Linked DNA regions of Mus musculus: region 2 is linked to region 1. Evidence: chromatin loops called from intact Hi-C (ENCODE). Cell type or tissue: left cerebral cortex. All regions are shown on one strand.

Evidence for each region. Peaks named below come from ENCODE experiments on the same cell type or tissue, not always from the same donor. Only the 100,000 strongest peaks of a DNase experiment are listed, where the experiment ranks them.
Region 2: a loop joins it to region 1, with 7 times the contacts of the local background. A loop is called at or near these places in 4 of 42 quality-filtered maps.

What each region holds. Positions count from the first base shown.
Region 1 is chr14:61,680,932-61,688,931 of GRCm38, reverse strand. It overlaps Dleu2 (deleted in lymphocytic leukemia, 2), which reads left to right and starts at 6,559. Exons shown (of 7, transcript NR_028264.1): 1 at 6,559-6,822. Gm35196 (a long non-coding RNA gene) reads left to right here. Exons shown (of 4, transcript XR_003951167.1): 4 at 1-2,146. In left cerebral cortex, CTCF peaks have their summits at 6,785 and 7,819; DNase peaks (open chromatin) are centred at 5,993, 6,503, 7,449, 7,877 and 3 more places; H3K4me3 peaks cover 4,386 bases; H3K27ac peaks cover 3,731 bases.
Region 2 is chr14:61,753,091-61,761,090 of GRCm38, reverse strand. No RefSeq gene overlaps it. Among named protein-coding and RNA genes, the nearest start is that of Gm46480, 50 kb to the right of the region's middle. In left cerebral cortex, a CTCF peak has its summit at 3,413; DNase peaks (open chromatin) are centred at 3,412, 3,815, 4,165, 4,797 and 2 more places; H3K4me3 peaks cover 581 bases; H3K27ac peaks cover 1,010 bases.

The DNA.
Region 1 (8,000 bases):
TGACCGCTGAGCAATGTCACAAAGTGGCTCCAGCCAGCTCTCAGCCTCCAGTGTCTCCACACCCAGGACAGGAGGAGGGCGTAGGTGGGTTTTTCCAGCTTGTGGGTGTTAAACGCTTTCTCCAGTTTCCGATTTTATGCTTTTAAAAATGCACTTAAACCTCTATCAAAAAGAAAATCGGCCAAATTGCTTAGAAATACAAATTGCGCTCTGATCGATACAAGGTCAAGATAGGTCAGCAGTGGGCAGAGGCGGCTCCACCAGAGATGTTAGAAATGAGTAACAACCCACAAATTTCGTTCTTACTAAAGAAATAGGTAAAGGGAATCAAAGGGTAATAGTTACTATTACAGTCACTGAAAAACTCCAATTAATTTAATGTGTTTCAGATTTATATGTATGTAATCACAGTACTTTTATTCTGCCTAGCTATTTCCATTAAGTTTTAATATCTTATTAAAGTTCCCTGGGTAAATTTTCTGAGTTTTTATGTGAGCGGAGATTACCTTAACCAGAAGCAAAGTTTAACATAATTTCCTTAGACGCAGTTAAGTCTGTATCTTCTGCCAACATTTTTAAATGCAGGAAGAAGTGAAAGGAGGTAAGGAAAATTCTAGGGAAGCACCTACTACGTGCAGGCACCGGATAAGACTAGCTTAAACATTTTATTTCACATTAATAACTGCCTATCCGTAAAAGATCTTTTTTTAAAAAGCCTGAAATGTCCATCTTCTTCCTCCAAACTAAAGTGTACAGCTTACGTAATTTTATTTTATTCGCAAGAATTTCGTTTTTAATACTTCCTTATTGGAAGTGAAAAACAGCCAAAGAAAATGAAAAGATCCATACTTAGTAATATTTAAGGTTTTGTTTTGTTTTTTTCAAAAAACGGACTACACCGTTTAGTATTCGTATTTGTCAAAAAAAAAAAAAAAAAAGCGGAGTTGTGGCTTAGCTCATGGTGATTTTTTTTCCTAACTCTTTCAGTTTCTGTAAAAATAAAGCCCTATCAGTATTGGGAAGGAGACCGGGCTTGTAATTAGGAACACGTCCTTGTTGGGGGGCGAAGGGAAGTACGGAAGGAGGAAGGGTGAGAGACAGAGAGACAGAGACAGAGAGAGCGCTGCTCACACACAAACAATGCACAATTAACCGTGGCTGTACATTAAAAGGAACTAAAAACTAGTTGTTTTTGCGAGGGTATGTAAACTGCGGCGTAGAGGCTAAGGTGAGAGGGCTATGCATTGTTGTAGGAGATATGATTGAAGCAAGCACCTGAAAAAGAAAAATAAGACAGAAAGTAATCGTGAAGAAAGGGGAGGGGGAGAGAAGAGAATCAGGTGAGAACAAGGAACAGCGGCCAGAAACTGTGGGAAGCAGTCAAATCTCCACATTTTCAGCTCTTTTAATTAATGGGATGGGGGGAGGTCTCACTATAATTGGGAATAAATGGTTGTCTGATGGAAGTCTATTAGTTATTCTATTTGTGCTGGGGTGGGGGGTTTGTTTGTTTTTCCAGATTCTCAAAAAAGTTATTTCGAGATACAACCAAATGTTTTGACTGGGTGATCGAAAGCCAGGCGAAGCATTTCCTGCTGTGATTGCCGGGAGGTGAACAGCCTTACACCCAACGCACCCCACGCCCAGCAGCCTGAGGAGTAGCGCCCTGCAGCCCACGCCTGGGCAAGCGCGATGGGGGACACAGAGTTCAGTTCGGAGGCCTGGCTTTAGACTTGCTTTGGTTTTCTTCGGGAAGGGGAAATGGGCGTAGTTCTGTGTGGATTTTCACTTTAGAAACTTGGGAAACTGGGTGGTTTTCAACTGGGCTTCTGGTGGCCGAGGCTCCCTTGCCTCTCCGGGTGTCACAGGAGCGCGAGGCGAGAGGCGCTACTTTCGACGAACCTCCCTCTCCCCAGCCTTGAATGGGGACGCGCCTCCGCCGGCTTTGAAGGCGACTTGGCGACCTCAGTGCCCCGCGGCTCGGCACCGGTCCAGCCCCGCTCAGGGAGAAGCCCACTTGGGAGTCTCTTCCCTCGGAGCGAGTCAGTGCCCAGGCACTCCCCGGACACTGAGTTCAGGAGCTCCCTGCTGCGGGCCCCTTTCTTTACTTACCCTCGTTTTCTTTGGAAGCATTCCCCCGCCCCTCCCCCCCCCCCCCCCCCCGTAGCAGACACTCTGACCTGCAGCCTCCGCTTGCTCCCTGCTGAACGCACCCGCCCCGACCCCCAGGACCCTACCCGGACATCTTGTGAACTGTGTCAGCGTCCCCACACCCCACCGCGTCGCGCCTTTTTTTTTTTTTTTTTTCCCCGCTTCAAGGTTTCCTGGACTGAGTGGGCGGAAAACGGAGGAGGTTCGGCTCCTGTACCTCTTTGCAGCCCCTAACCCACGCCGAACCCTCGCCAGAAACCCGCTGGATTGTGAAAGAACCCGGTGGTGGGCGGGGGTGGAACGCTACCTGGGGACTTGTGGAGTGTTTGGCACAGTCTTGGGTACACTAGTGTTTCCCCCAAGGGAGTTTTCTTCGCCTCGCAGCCAGCACGAGGTGTCCGAGGTTTTTAGTAACTAACCGCGAAGGCAGTCTCTTGTCCCTTTCTCCAACTTCAGGACATCTGATCTACAACCTTAAACTTTCTCCTTTTGGTTGAAGTCAGCCGCAGCTTAGCGACCTCAGCTGAGGCCGGGGAGAGCTCGATGCTGGAGGGTTAACTCAAAAGCTCGGCGCCCAGAGGTCGCCTGAGGCCCTGTGGGTCGAGGCCAGACGCGCTGTTTGCAGGAGGAATTCCAGGAGGACTCTACCAGGGCACGCAGCCGGCTAAAACAGGCGCTCCCTTTTCCAGACCATATTCCTCATAAAATCTAAAGCCAGATGCATCGCTTGGGCCATGCTCCCATTTCACCTCGAAAGGCGTGGATTTATTTCCAAACTGGACTCCACACCAAGGTGTCTGACTCGGGTTTCAGTGGCGAGCGCAAAGGATGGCAGTTTGAGCATTTAAGTCTTAACTTTAGCTCAGGCAAAACATTAGTTATGAATGCATGGATTTTTTTTAAACTAAAGAACGTAGAGTGTGGATTTTTTTTTAAGCGCGTGCTTTTTGTTTAGAAAGAATGGAGGGCAAGACCAACTTCACAATCACAGACGCCCACTTTAACAGCAACACCCCATGGAACCCGATCACGAAAACACGTCATTTGCAAGAGTGAGAAAACTAGCCATATAATAAGACCAAAGGTCGAACTTGGTAAACGCAGACCTTTTATAATCTCTTGAGTCAAAACTAGCTTTTGTGCTGGGTAATTTTATTTTTTTAAGAAATGGGGGAAAGCTAAAAAGAGAGCGTCAGGGTCTATTTCCTAGGTAGCTTGCCTCACTCATATAGAGGGGAAAGAGGATAAAGTGGGCCTTCCCTTTCAGTTAGGGCTTTCTGATGTTTACCAAGAGGGTTCCGGGGGTAGAAATATCTGCCTTTCCAGGTTTCGACCAAGAGAACTTATGAAAGGCAAGGCCATTTTTTTTTTTTTTGAGTCCTGTGGTTAAATTATTGGCGAAGCTGAGTCTGAACAATGCAAATACATACAGGACTCCTAGTCTTGGGTTTTACAGAGCGAATGACCTCAGTGCAAAAGCAAAGCGCCTCTGAGCAGCTGGAAGGGTAATGGCTGTCTGCTAAGTCCTTAGTCAGGTGTGGGTGAGCAGGGCGAGCACTCCAGCAAACGGTTTCCACTTTCAACTCCCCGAGACCCTGCAGGTCTTTCTCACACTTGCCCAGACCTACAGATACTGCTGCAACAAAGGTGTTACTAAACAGAATAAAGTGTGTGGTAAAGAAAGTATGGGGGTGGGGTGAGGGTGGAAGCTGTTTCAAGTCAGTGTTGTTTCTCTGTGGGGGAAGAAGGGGAAGCGAGGACACGTTTTAGCTGACTAGATTGACACCAGCTGCCATTCCTGAGCGCCCCAGTTGTGTTTGGTTACCTTCACCTCGTAAGATGCCTTCCCTGAACTGCTAAAGTCGGCCCACCCGTCTCTTTGAAACCTGCCGGAGGCCGCCTTTGTCACTGCAATGACTCCTATGAGGGAAGAGGGATACCACTAGTTTCGTGAAGTCTTTTAAATTGTATAGAACTTTGGTTATTTGCGTGTGGGCGGGATGCTTATCCAGTTTCAGCCGGGCAAGAATTCCGTGGGCCTCGAGTCCCAAGAGGCCTTTGCGCACCCTCGCCTGCGTTCCTGCCTGAGACCCTGCTAAGACATCTGCCACTAGAAGCCAAACTCGTTCGTGTCACACTCCTTTACTTCTGCAGGGTCTCAGTCTTCAACTTCGAGACCCAGACCAAACTCTCCATGCAAGATTGATGTACTATCCATATGCACTTTTCCGGAGATGGGAGTTTGGGGGGAGGGGGACCCTTCGCAACCTAGGACAGATCCTGGCAACTCCTGGGCTTCCTTCGGGAACAGCTCCCCCCACCCCCACCCCCATCTCGGCCAATGTTTGCGACCCTACACTTAGGTCTGCCACCGCTGCCCTTAGGGAAGTGGCTGTGACTGATGCGCCTGAAGTGGTTTCGTTTTGATTCCCTTCCCTCCTCTCCGCGGCTAGGAAGACCGTGAAAGAACAAAGTGGGGGCGGAAAGCCGGTGTCTTAACAAAATAGCTGTGCCGCTGAGCCTTAGTCGGAGGACGGGGTAAGGCAACCATGACCATGCCTTGACAAACTCTGACCCTTGCAAGAGTGGGAAGGACCAGGAGGCCCTGACTTGTTTACTAAATGCAAAGAAACGTGATTTGTAGCTATTGCTGCAACCAAAGTGTCAAAGAAACGAATTTGCATTCATAAGAGGTTTGTTTTCCAAATGCTGAGTAATGAAGGGTACAAGGACCGGGAGGTGAGTAGCTAGGGCCTTTGGATAAATTGCAGAGGATGGGGAAGATTGAGGTCCCGCCCTAGGCTCTGCACACCGCCAGGTGTGGGCGACCAAAGCCTATCAGGCCTGCAGCTCCAAACTTTAGAAAGGAAGCGAGTGCTGCAAAAGTTCACTTTATATTGTCTCACTTCCTTCTTTTAGCAAGCACACACATAGCAAACTTGGAAGGCACGTTCTAAGCTTTAGAATCTAAAGTTTCTCCTTTAAAAAAAAGAAAGAAAGAAAGAAAAGAAATAGAAATAGAGAGAGCGAAAGCAAGCGGGCCTAAATCTGGAAAGGTTTCTCAACTCTAGGCAAATCTATTTCCTCCCCCATCTGACTCTTGGAAAAGCTCTACCAGGTTTGGACCCACCCTTATACCTAACTTCCAAGCCCCTCACAGTAGGTAGGTGCCCGTGCTGAGGCGTGGTGGTGGTCCGAACTTGGGGCGGGGGAGTGGGATGGGGGGAGTTCTTCTAGACTGTTTACCCCTCTCCAGTTGCTGGGAAAGTCCGATGCGTTTCCTGTTCTCATCCGAGCTCAGCCTGTTTTCCTGAATCAGTGATCTGGTAGCTAACTTATTATGTTCTGATCCTGAAAAGTAAAACTGCGTTCTGAAATCAATTACTTAGGAAAGGGACTAGAAGCTACAGAAGTTAATCACGCTTAGACTAACCACTTAGTTTGCCTTAATTGTAAGGCCTTCCTTTGGTGTTTATCGCACTTTTTGTTTACACTGAGCCCTCCGCCTAGGCTTTAGGCCAGCAGGGCGCTCAGTTTCACTTCGGGGTTTGGAGGGGCCTATCACTTCGTCCTCGGGGTTTAAAGGCAACTTGTAATGGTTTGCCCCAATCACTCCTGTAACCAAAGAGTAAGTCCTCAAGAACCGCGTTCCCTTGTCAAGGAGTCGGATGCGCAAATGCCTGGGGCTTTAAGCAGCTGGGAAAGCGAGAAGGAAGCTAGCGTGAAGCTAGCTGCACCTGCGGATCCAGAGCGTCCGCCCCGCGCTTCCCGCGCCCAGCGCTTTTGCCTGGGAGCTGCTGCGAGCCACCCCCGCACCCCTCACGCCCGTTGGCCGGGGGAGCGAGGCCTAGCAAGCGGACGCCTGCGGGAGCCGCCGCACGTAGGGGGCACAGGGACTTGTCCAGGCCGTGGGCTCCAAAGCGAGGCCCAAACGCGCGCGCTCTCTGCAAGTAGGGCGGTGGCGCTCCCAGAGACGGAGGGAGGTAGAGACGCCCGAGCGAGCGAGCGAACGGCACGCTCGGGGCCACTCCGCGCGCAAGGCTCGGGTCCGGGAGAAATTCCCCCCCCCCACCCCCCGTCGAGTGGTCAGAGTGCGGGTCCCCAGGTCGTGCACACCACCCGGGCCGGCGACCCCAGCCAGGAGCAGGGGAGCGCCGCAGGGCGGAGGCCGCTGCCACGGAACCAGGCGGGCGGCGCACAGCCCCGGGGAGCTGGTTTTCCCGAGAGGGCACGTGACGGGGTTGGCAGCGCTCGGGCCCGGGCGGGGGGAGGGGGAAGTGGCGAGCAGGAGGCCCGGGGGCGGGCGGCTGGCGCGCTGTGTACTTAGGTCGTGTGCTGGGGCTTTTCTCTCCTGGGAGCGGGCCGAGGGGCGGGGGAGGGGCCACCGCTCCGCCTTCTTCTTTTCGCAATGTTGACGCAATCTATAAATAGTGGAACAAAAGGACCAACTTCCTCGGAGCTTTGCTGAAACTGCACAAAAAATCGAGCTGGGGGGTTCCCTGGTCCCCGATGTTGGGGCGGAGAGCGCGGCGCCGAGGGAGGGGGCGGCGCAGACCGGCCTAGGGGACACCTGGTCGAGCGCAGCCGCCGCTCCGCTCGAGCCCTGCGCTCCAGTGCCCCCACTGGCTGGAGAGCTCGCCCAGACCGGGGGTCTTCCTCCGTCGCTGACAGGTCAGTGCGCACCGCCCCTTTCGACTCTAGGCTGCTTTTCTCCCTCCTCCAGCCTCCACTTTTAGAAGGGAACCGGGGCGGGGGCGGGGGGCGGTAAGGAAATAGAACGAGGAGCAGCAGCGACAGAAGGAAAAAAAAAAAAAAAAAGCAAAGCTGTAACCCCGGCGTGCACGGAGCGAAGAGAGTGAGGGGCTCCAGGAGGAGATCTGCGCGTGGCCCCCACGGGAGACGGAGCTGGCAGAGCAGGCGGGCCGCAGGGTGAGAGGAGGGGGCTCCCCGGAGGCCGTGCGCGTCTCTCGGTCCCCTTTGAACGCAGACCTGCAGAGTCCGCCTGGTCCACGGTGGGAGGAATGAGTGGAGAATTGTCGCCGCCGCCACTGCACCCCCGAGGCCCACGCACCCTGAGCGCCTAAATTTGGGGACAGGGTGGGAGGGGGGCACCCTGCGCTCAGGGAGCAAGGACCTGAACTCAGGAGCCCGCTGCTTCGCCGTTGGGGAGGGCGGAGCTGGCGCTGTTGACAGCGGTGAGGGAGCAGGGAGGGCGAAAGTTGGGGAGAGGAGGCGGGAGAGGTGGGAGTCTAGTTGAAAAGGGGGGGGAGGGAGCGCGCGCGCGGGATTCTGAGGGGCGTGGATCACGTGATGGGCAACCACCCCCGCTACAGGCTGGCGGTAGGGTGACGTCACCACCCTGCCTGCAGGGGGTGGCACTTCCGTTTTCTCCCCCCCCCCACCCCCCCCAGGGCTGCTGCTCCCAAGCTTCTGCACCCTCCTGAGGGTGGGCAATAGTCTGAGGTCATCAGGTGCTTTGGCAACAACCGGGAGTTAGGCAATGAGGGCTAGGTCTGAAGCTCAAGCCGGGCCGCCCCTCGACGCGCCCCATTGTGTGAGCAGTGGGCGAGGGCGGTGCCGGGTGCCGGGCCCCCCGCGGCTCCCAGCTCCAAAAGGGCGGGGAGGACTCTGTTCCGTCAAGGCGGAGTCTGGCCACTAGCTGGTTCCTGAGTCCAGACTTCGAGATCCCAGCGACTAGGGTCTTACTCGCCTGACTAGCCCTCTGGGCGCCTGGTGGTTAGGAGCCAGTTCTATGGCTCTGGTCCGTGGCCCAGCTTGATGGGTGTGTGGTCAATCTGTCACCACTGGAGCGACTCAATTCCAGCAGTCCTTAAGAGCTATTTTGAGTA
Region 2 (8,000 bases), 72 kb before region 1:
ATAAGTATATCTCAACAATGATGCAGTGATGCAAAGACAGGTCAGACAAAGCAAATCCAGAACAATTCGCTGCAGCAGACCTTCAGGTGGAAGAGAGATATGTGAATAGCGTAACAATTCTCCTCTAACTTATGACTCCATTAAAAGATAACAGGTTGTTTATTTGAGTCAAAACGAACTCAGAACAAATTCAGGGGAAGCAGATGGACTCTGCATACACTGCAGACACCTATATACTCAATATAGGCTTCTCTCAGTGACAGCAGCTATCCTACACCTCTCTGCCTCCTGAAAATCTCTCTTTCAGAGTCAATTATAAACACACACACACACACACACACACACACACACACACACACACACACACACACACACACCTGCCCAGGCTTACCCAAAGTCACCTTAGGCAATGCCAGAATTAGAATTTACCCCTCGAGTATCCTGTGCAAGTGGATAAAGCTTTAAGGTTATTAAATAAAAGCCTCATGCCAGAGGTTGGCTAACTCCCTGCAATTATTGATGGGGAAGCCACTAAGATCCCAGAAACAATATGAGCAATTGCCACTGATATTTGTTTGTAGCTTCCCCTCCCCCAGCCTTAATGGTTCCACTGTTTACACCTGGATGGAGCTTGCCGCTCAATCGTTCTGCCACGCCCACTGCTGGAACCTGCAGCTTGGCTGTTCAGAGCCATACACGTGGTCACCCTGCTACTGGACTCCAGGACTATTTGGCAGGAATCGGCCCCCCTTCCCCTCCTTCATAAACTGCGTGTTGGGATAGTATAATTGAGCTTTGATCAGAGTCCGTTTTGACTTGGCTCCGTTCTTTCTTCCGTCTGTTTAGTTCCTCTCTTTCAGCCCGAGCTGCCATCTCAGTTGTACCATTCCTCACGAGCTGCTGGTTGGCCCGTGACATTTGTTGACCACCAGACCTAGATGGTGAGATCCTGTTCACACCACATGCAGCTATCATAAAAACATAGAAAAATAATAATGTGATACTGGGCTGGAAGCTTCCTCCATGTTAGCTATCCTTCAGATTGCTATTCAGGTGGCCAAGACAGAGTTCTTACCAACTACCTTACTCAGCTGTAGACTTTGCATGCAGCACCATTGAGTGGCCAGACAAGATGTGCCCATTGGTACAAATGATGTCAAGTCTGTTACAGGGATAACTAACACTTTGTGCTTGGCCTTTGGGTCCGTTTCACAGAAGGAAATTCACTTCTGGTGCTATAAACCTATTCAAACCCCAAGACTGGGAAAGTCATGGGCCCTAGTGAGGAATCCGCTGCTGTTTGGCCTAGTAGATGTGGTAGATACACACACACACACACACACACACACACACACACACACTTCTGACACTAATTCATTGTTACTTATAAAATACCAGTGGTTCTTAAAGTTGCTTATGGTGAGTTTCATTATTTTTACAAAACATGAAATAATACCTTTAAATTTTTTGAAGGTTAATATGCTATGTCTAGCCAGCTACTGAAGACTAGAATTCTGCTTATGCTAGATCAAAAATCTAAACTAAAACACAGATATATAAAATTCAAAGCAAAAATATTCTTACAAGCAATAAAGACTCACATTCTCCCAACACTTTTGTGCATAGCATCTTGCTCCTGTCAGAGCACCAGCATCTTCAGAGACTTGTACCAGGCACCACCCTGAGATTCTGCTTTACTCCTAGGAAAGTCTCTGGACAACACTTGACTGGACCTGCACTCAGTCCTGATCCTTAAGAAGATTTGCAAAAAAAAGACTTTTTCCAGTTTTATCGTCACCTTAGAATACAAAGCTGTTTGTCATTGGCCAGTGTTTCATTTTAGAACAAAATGATTGCAAACGGCTTACCCCATGATAGAGCTCTGTAGTTCTTCACTTGTGTTAAAATGAAAATGGCCTTGGAGGAAAGACTATTTCCACAGACAGCTCACTGTGGCAGTGGTGAGGGCTCAATGGTGAAAGTCGCTCTACCTCAAGTATCAAGGATCTTTAAGGCTGAGGGCACACTCCCTCTGCATGCTTCATACCAAGAGAGGGGCCAAAAAAAAAAAAAAAAACCCTACTATTTAGTCTTCAGGAAATGATCACCTTTCTCACAAGGGGACTAGTAAGTCACAAGTCACCCCACTGAAGTGATCATAACGAGCTTCTTCAGCAATACGATAACCTATCTGAAGGTTTCAGGGCAGGCGGTTTCACTTACATCCAGGGCAAGCCAAGCACTGAATCTACACACACACAAATACACTGTGATAGTTTGCATATTTTTGGCCCAGGGAGTGGCACTGTCTGAAGGTGTGGCCTTGTTGGAGTAGGTGTGTCACTGTGGGTGTGGGCTTTAAGACCCTTGTCATAGCTGCCAGGAAGCCAGTCTTCCAGCGGCTTTCAGATGAAGATGTAGAACTCTCAGTTCTTCCTGCACCATGCCTGTCTGGTCGCTGCCATGTTCCCACCTTGGTGATAATGGACTGAACCTCTGAACCTGTAAGCCAGCCCCAATGAAGCCATCTTTTAGACAAGAGGAACATGTGAGATGCAACACCTGCTACTGAACATTTTTAATCAGTAAACTGTCCTCACTAAAGGTTTTGAGTAGTTAAAACTTGTATCACTGTATCCAGAACTGGAGGTGGAAATGCCATATTACATTTCTTTAGATATGCACATGCAACATACTCTCTATTACATATAACCAGATGTTGCTATGACAGCGCTTTTGTTAAACTCAGACAGAGTTCCTGAGATAGTTCTACACAATATGGGATTTCGGGAATTTACTTTTTAGCAACTACTGAAATAGATCTTGTGAATCTTGGGAGGCAAGTAAGCTATGTGAAAATAAATAAATCACAGGGATTTTTATTATGTATTTATTCAAAATGAAGGGAAAGGCACGTGATTCACAATATATGCAACCTGAGCTTAGAAATGTTTCTCTTCATTATCTAACAGTATGTGGTTTTATAAAAAACAAACTACCAAACAGTAATAGGACAGCTTTTTACTCGAAAATGCATATGGTTCCTTGGCTAAAAATAGTACAAACGATGGCGCTTCCAAAGACAAAGTAATCTCCTGGGGACAGAATTAGTTATGCTCCCTACGCCTGCACACTGCAAAGCTGAACTGTATTTAAGGCTGTTCACAAGAATTAAACAAAAACTTAAAAGAGGAAACCCCTCTTCGAGAGGTTTTATAACGTTTTGAAAACTGCATTATACATTCTAGACGCAATTTAACTTGTTTGCATTTGTGCCATGCCTTCCCATACATAACCACTTTCAAATGCTTTCTAAAGGCCCAGGAAGGCTATGTAAGAACTGCTCAGCGGAGTGCACACGCTCAGGAACACGTGGCATGCCCGCGGCAGGCTCTCACTTTCTCCATGTCCCACCAGACACGGTCCCTAGGGACTTCTGTGCTCCAGTCTGGGAGGGCGGGCGACTTGGCACAGCCTCTCCCTGGGTAGGAGGGGAGAGCTGCTGACTCACGACCAAGGCGGGCTGGCTGCTCTCCCTCCCTCCCCAGCCCTGCCGAGAGAGAGAGAGAGAGAGAGAGAGAGAGAGAGAGAGAGAGAGAGAGAGAGAGAGAGAGAGAGAGAGAGAGAGAGAGAGAGAGAGAGAGAGAGAGAGAGAGAGAGAGAGAGAGAGAGAGAGAACACTGTGGGAAGGAACACCTCCAGAGCCCAGTGTTCCCATCACAGCCTCACCCCCAGCAGGCGAGGAAGAGGATGGAAACCAGAATGAGTTAGAGAAAGAGGAACCTATGGAGAAGGAAGCGCAAGAGTGGACCTTCCTTCCCAGCCTGGGCTTGGGGGGGAAAAAAATCCTCTGCCCCGCCCCCACTGGACAAGCCGCCTGGCAGGTCTGTGTGCATTCAGTGACTAAAATCCTTCAGCCAGTTTCTCTTCCCAAACCCTCTTCCCATTTTCACTCCTGTCTTGTCATAAGGATGAGCTGCCTAAGAAAGCATTTAAGGCTTCTGTTGTCAACTGGACACTGAGCCCTGATCTGCCCTGGATGGAAATCTATAATTCTGAGCCCCAAGGACCTGGAGGCCACGTTTTAACCAGCCAGGAATTCAGATTCAGTGTTAACAATGAAATAAAAGGTCTTTTTTTTTTTCACTCCCCAAAGCAGTTGCATGGTTATATATGTAAATACACCATGTTAGGCAAGAAGTCAGGACAGTTGCCTCTGAGGCAGGGTGGAGATGACAGGAAGGAGTGCAAAGAGAGCATCCTGAAATGGTGGCAACATTCTGAGCCAACCCTGATCAGGGTTTACAGCTGTGTGCATTTATCATAAGTCTGTCAATCCACTGTGTATGTGTGCATTTCATTCTTTTTTTTTATTTATTTATTTTACAGTCCCACTTCCCCTTCTCATTCCCCCCATTGCCCCTTCCCTTTCTCTGCAGAGAAGGGGAGACACCCCCCACCCCCCCACCCCCCACCCCCACCCTGTCTTGGGTATCACCCTACCCTGGGGTATCTAGTCCCAGCAGGACTAGGCATATCCTCTCCTACTAAGGCCCAACCAGCCAGTTCAGGTAGGGGAAGAGGATCCATTGGCAGGGAACAGAGACTAAGACAGCCCCTGCTTCACTTGTTAAGGGAGCCACAGGAAAACCAAGCTATACATTTGCTATAGATGGGTCTGGGGTCTAGATCCAGTTCCTGCATGCTGCCTGGTTGGTGGCCCAAGCTCTGTGCACCCCTATGGTCTCAGGTTAGTTGACTCTGTGGCTCTTCTTGTGGTGTCCTTGGTCCTCCTCCTTGCTCATTTCCATCCCCCACGATTCCAGGGGACTTCCCAGGCTCCACCTGATGTTAGGCTGTGAGTCTCTGCATCTCTGCCTCCATCTGCTGCTGGATGGAGACTCTCAGGAGACAGTTGTGCTCAGTTCCTATCTTGCAAGCATAGCAGAGTTAATAGTGCCAGGGGTTGGCTCTCTCACATGAGGTGGGTCTCTGCAGGTTGGGTCTGTCATTGATTGGCTGTTCCCTCAATCTCTGCTCCCATCTTTATTCCTGTACATCTTGTAGGCAGGACAAAACTTTGGTTAAAGGTTTTGTGGGTGGAAGTCCTGCCTGGCTACAGGAGGTGGCCATTTCAGTCTCTATATCACCCTCTAGTAGGAATCTAAGCTAGAGTCACTCCCATAAACTCCTGAATCCTCTCCAGTCCCAGGCCTCCTGCTAGTCACCAGAGATCCCCGCCCCACCCCCACCATTACCACTCTCACTCCCAGCCCTCTCTCCTTCACCTAATCACCATCCCCATTCCCCTCCTCACCGCTATTCCCACCTCTTCCCTTCTCTCCATCCACCTTTGATAGCTATCTAATTTCTCTTCTGAGCGACATTCACACATCTTCCCTTGGGACCTCTTTATTGCCAAGTTTCTGTGGGTCTGTGGATTGTAGCATGGTTATCCTGTAATTTATGGCTAATGTCCACTTATAAGTGAGCACACACTGTATGTGTCTTTCTGGGTCTGGGTTATCTCACTTGGGATGATATTCTCAAGTTCCATCTATTTGCCTGCAGAATTCATGATGTCTTTGTCTTTAATAGCTGAATAGTATTCCATTGTATAGATATACTACATTTTCTTGATTTTTCAGTTGAGGGACATCTAGGTTGTTTCCAGTTTCTGGCTATTGTGAATAAAGCTGGTATGAACGTGTCCCTTTGGTATATAGTGGGGCACCTTTTGGGTATATGCCCAGGAGTGGTATTGCTGGGTTTGGAGGTAGAACTGTTCCCAGCTTTCTGGGAAAGTGCCAAATTGATTTCCAAATGGGTTGTACAAGTTTGCACCCCCACCAGCAATGGAAAAGTGTTCCCCCTATTACATACCCTCACAAGCACATACTATCACTTGAGCTTTTTATCTTAGCCATTCTGACAGATGTAAGATAGAAATTTCAGGGTCATTTTGATTTGCATTTCCCTAACGAGTAAAGACTTTGAACATTTCTTTAAGTGCTTCTCGTCCATTAAAGATTCCTCTATTGAGAATCTTATAGAAGCTTTTCAGTTTCATGAGGTCTCCTTTATCAACTGTTGATCTTAGCGCCTGAGCAATCAGTATTCTGTTCAGGAAGTTGTCTCCTATACCAATGAGTTCAAAGCTACTCCCCACTTTCTGTTCTATTAGATTTAGTGTATATGTTTTACATTAAGGTCTTTGATCCATTTTGACTTGAGTTTTGTGCAGGCTGATAGATATGGATCTATTTGCATTCTTCTACATGCAGATATCCAGCTAAACCAGTATCATTTGTTGAAGATGCTTTATTTTAACTATTGTATGATTTTTGCCTTCTTTGTCAAAAGTTAAGTGTCCGTAGTTATGTGGGTTTATTTCTGTATCACTAATTCAATTCCATTGATCAACCTATACCAATTGGTGTCTATACCAATACCATGTAGTTTTTATTATTATTGCTCTGTAGTACAGCTTGAGATTAGGGATGGTGATACCTTCAGAAGTTCTTTTATGTTCAGGATTGATTTAGCTATCCTGGGTTTTTTGTTTTTCCATATGAAACTGAGAATTTTTTTTCAAGAAAATTCTGTAAAGAATTGTGTTGGAAATTTGATGGGAACTGTATTGAATCTGTAGATTGCTTTTGGTAAGATGACCATTTTCACTTTGTTAATCCTACTGATCCATGAGCACAAATCATCTTTCTATCTTCTGAGATCTTCCTCAATTTCCTTTTTTTCAGAGATTTGAAGTTCTTGTTATAAGATCTTTACTTGTTTGGTTAAAGTTACACCAAGATATTTTATATTACTTGTGGCTATTATAAAGGGTGATGTTTCCCTAATTTCTTTCTCACCCATTTATCATTTGCATAAAGGAGAGCAACTGATGTTTTTTTGGAGTTAATTTTGTATCCAGCCACTTTGCCAAAAGTGTTTATCGGCTATGGGAGTTCTCTAGTAGAATTCGGGGGTCACTTATGTTTAATATCATCTACCTGGGGTTAAAGACAACGCAGACTGAATGACTTGAGATAACATGTTTTGAAGTCTACAACTTACTTTGGAATGTATCCAAAAACTAAGGTGTGTTGATAAATAAATGGAGTAGGTTGATTCATCTGTGGGTGATAAAGAGAGTCTATTAAGACATCAACTATGGAGTAAACACGGTGCTCCAGGAGGGCGGTTCTTTGCAGGATTCTTTCAGCTTTCCTGAAAATTCAAAGACTTTATAATAAAAGAGTGGCTTAAAGCAGTTCAGCAATGATACTGAGTTTGAGATTTCCTTTTCAATGTCCCATTAGGAAGAATACAGGTGTTAAATACGACTCTATCCAAAACACATGCACATATACATTCATGTATATCCATAGGTCGCAGATACATATAATTCATATGCTACATTACTAGAGTGATTTAAAAGGCATGGTGCCAAATAAACCGAGCCAACATTTTATTTTCTCTTTCACACACAGACATCTGTCACCATGAAATGAGAACTGATTTGTTCTCTACATAAAAAGGCACTATACATATTTGGAGACCTGCTACAGAATGTCACAGTAAGATGATGGGAATAACTTTCCTGCTTGCCTCCTGAGTCTACTCATGTATGGCACTTCCACATTGCTGCTCTTTTAGATTAAATTACAAAGGAAAGCAGTTATAAACTTGACTTGACACAGGGGGGAAAAACGATGACAGAGATATAAACAATCTTGTCTTCATTTGTGGCTGACTGCTCCTAAAAGGTCTGTAGTGCTTCCAATAAAAAAAAAAAATACATCACAAAACAGGTATTTGTAAAGGGTTGACCTGTGTAGGCATGGTTACCTGATATTACACTACACTGAGTACGCTTGCAGTGGGAAGAAGAATTGTGTCTATCTTTAATAAATGTCATGAATTTAGTGTTTAAAAACTCAGGCAGCAGTTGATTAAATATAAGGAAAGAACACTGGGGCCAAGAAAAATATCAATGC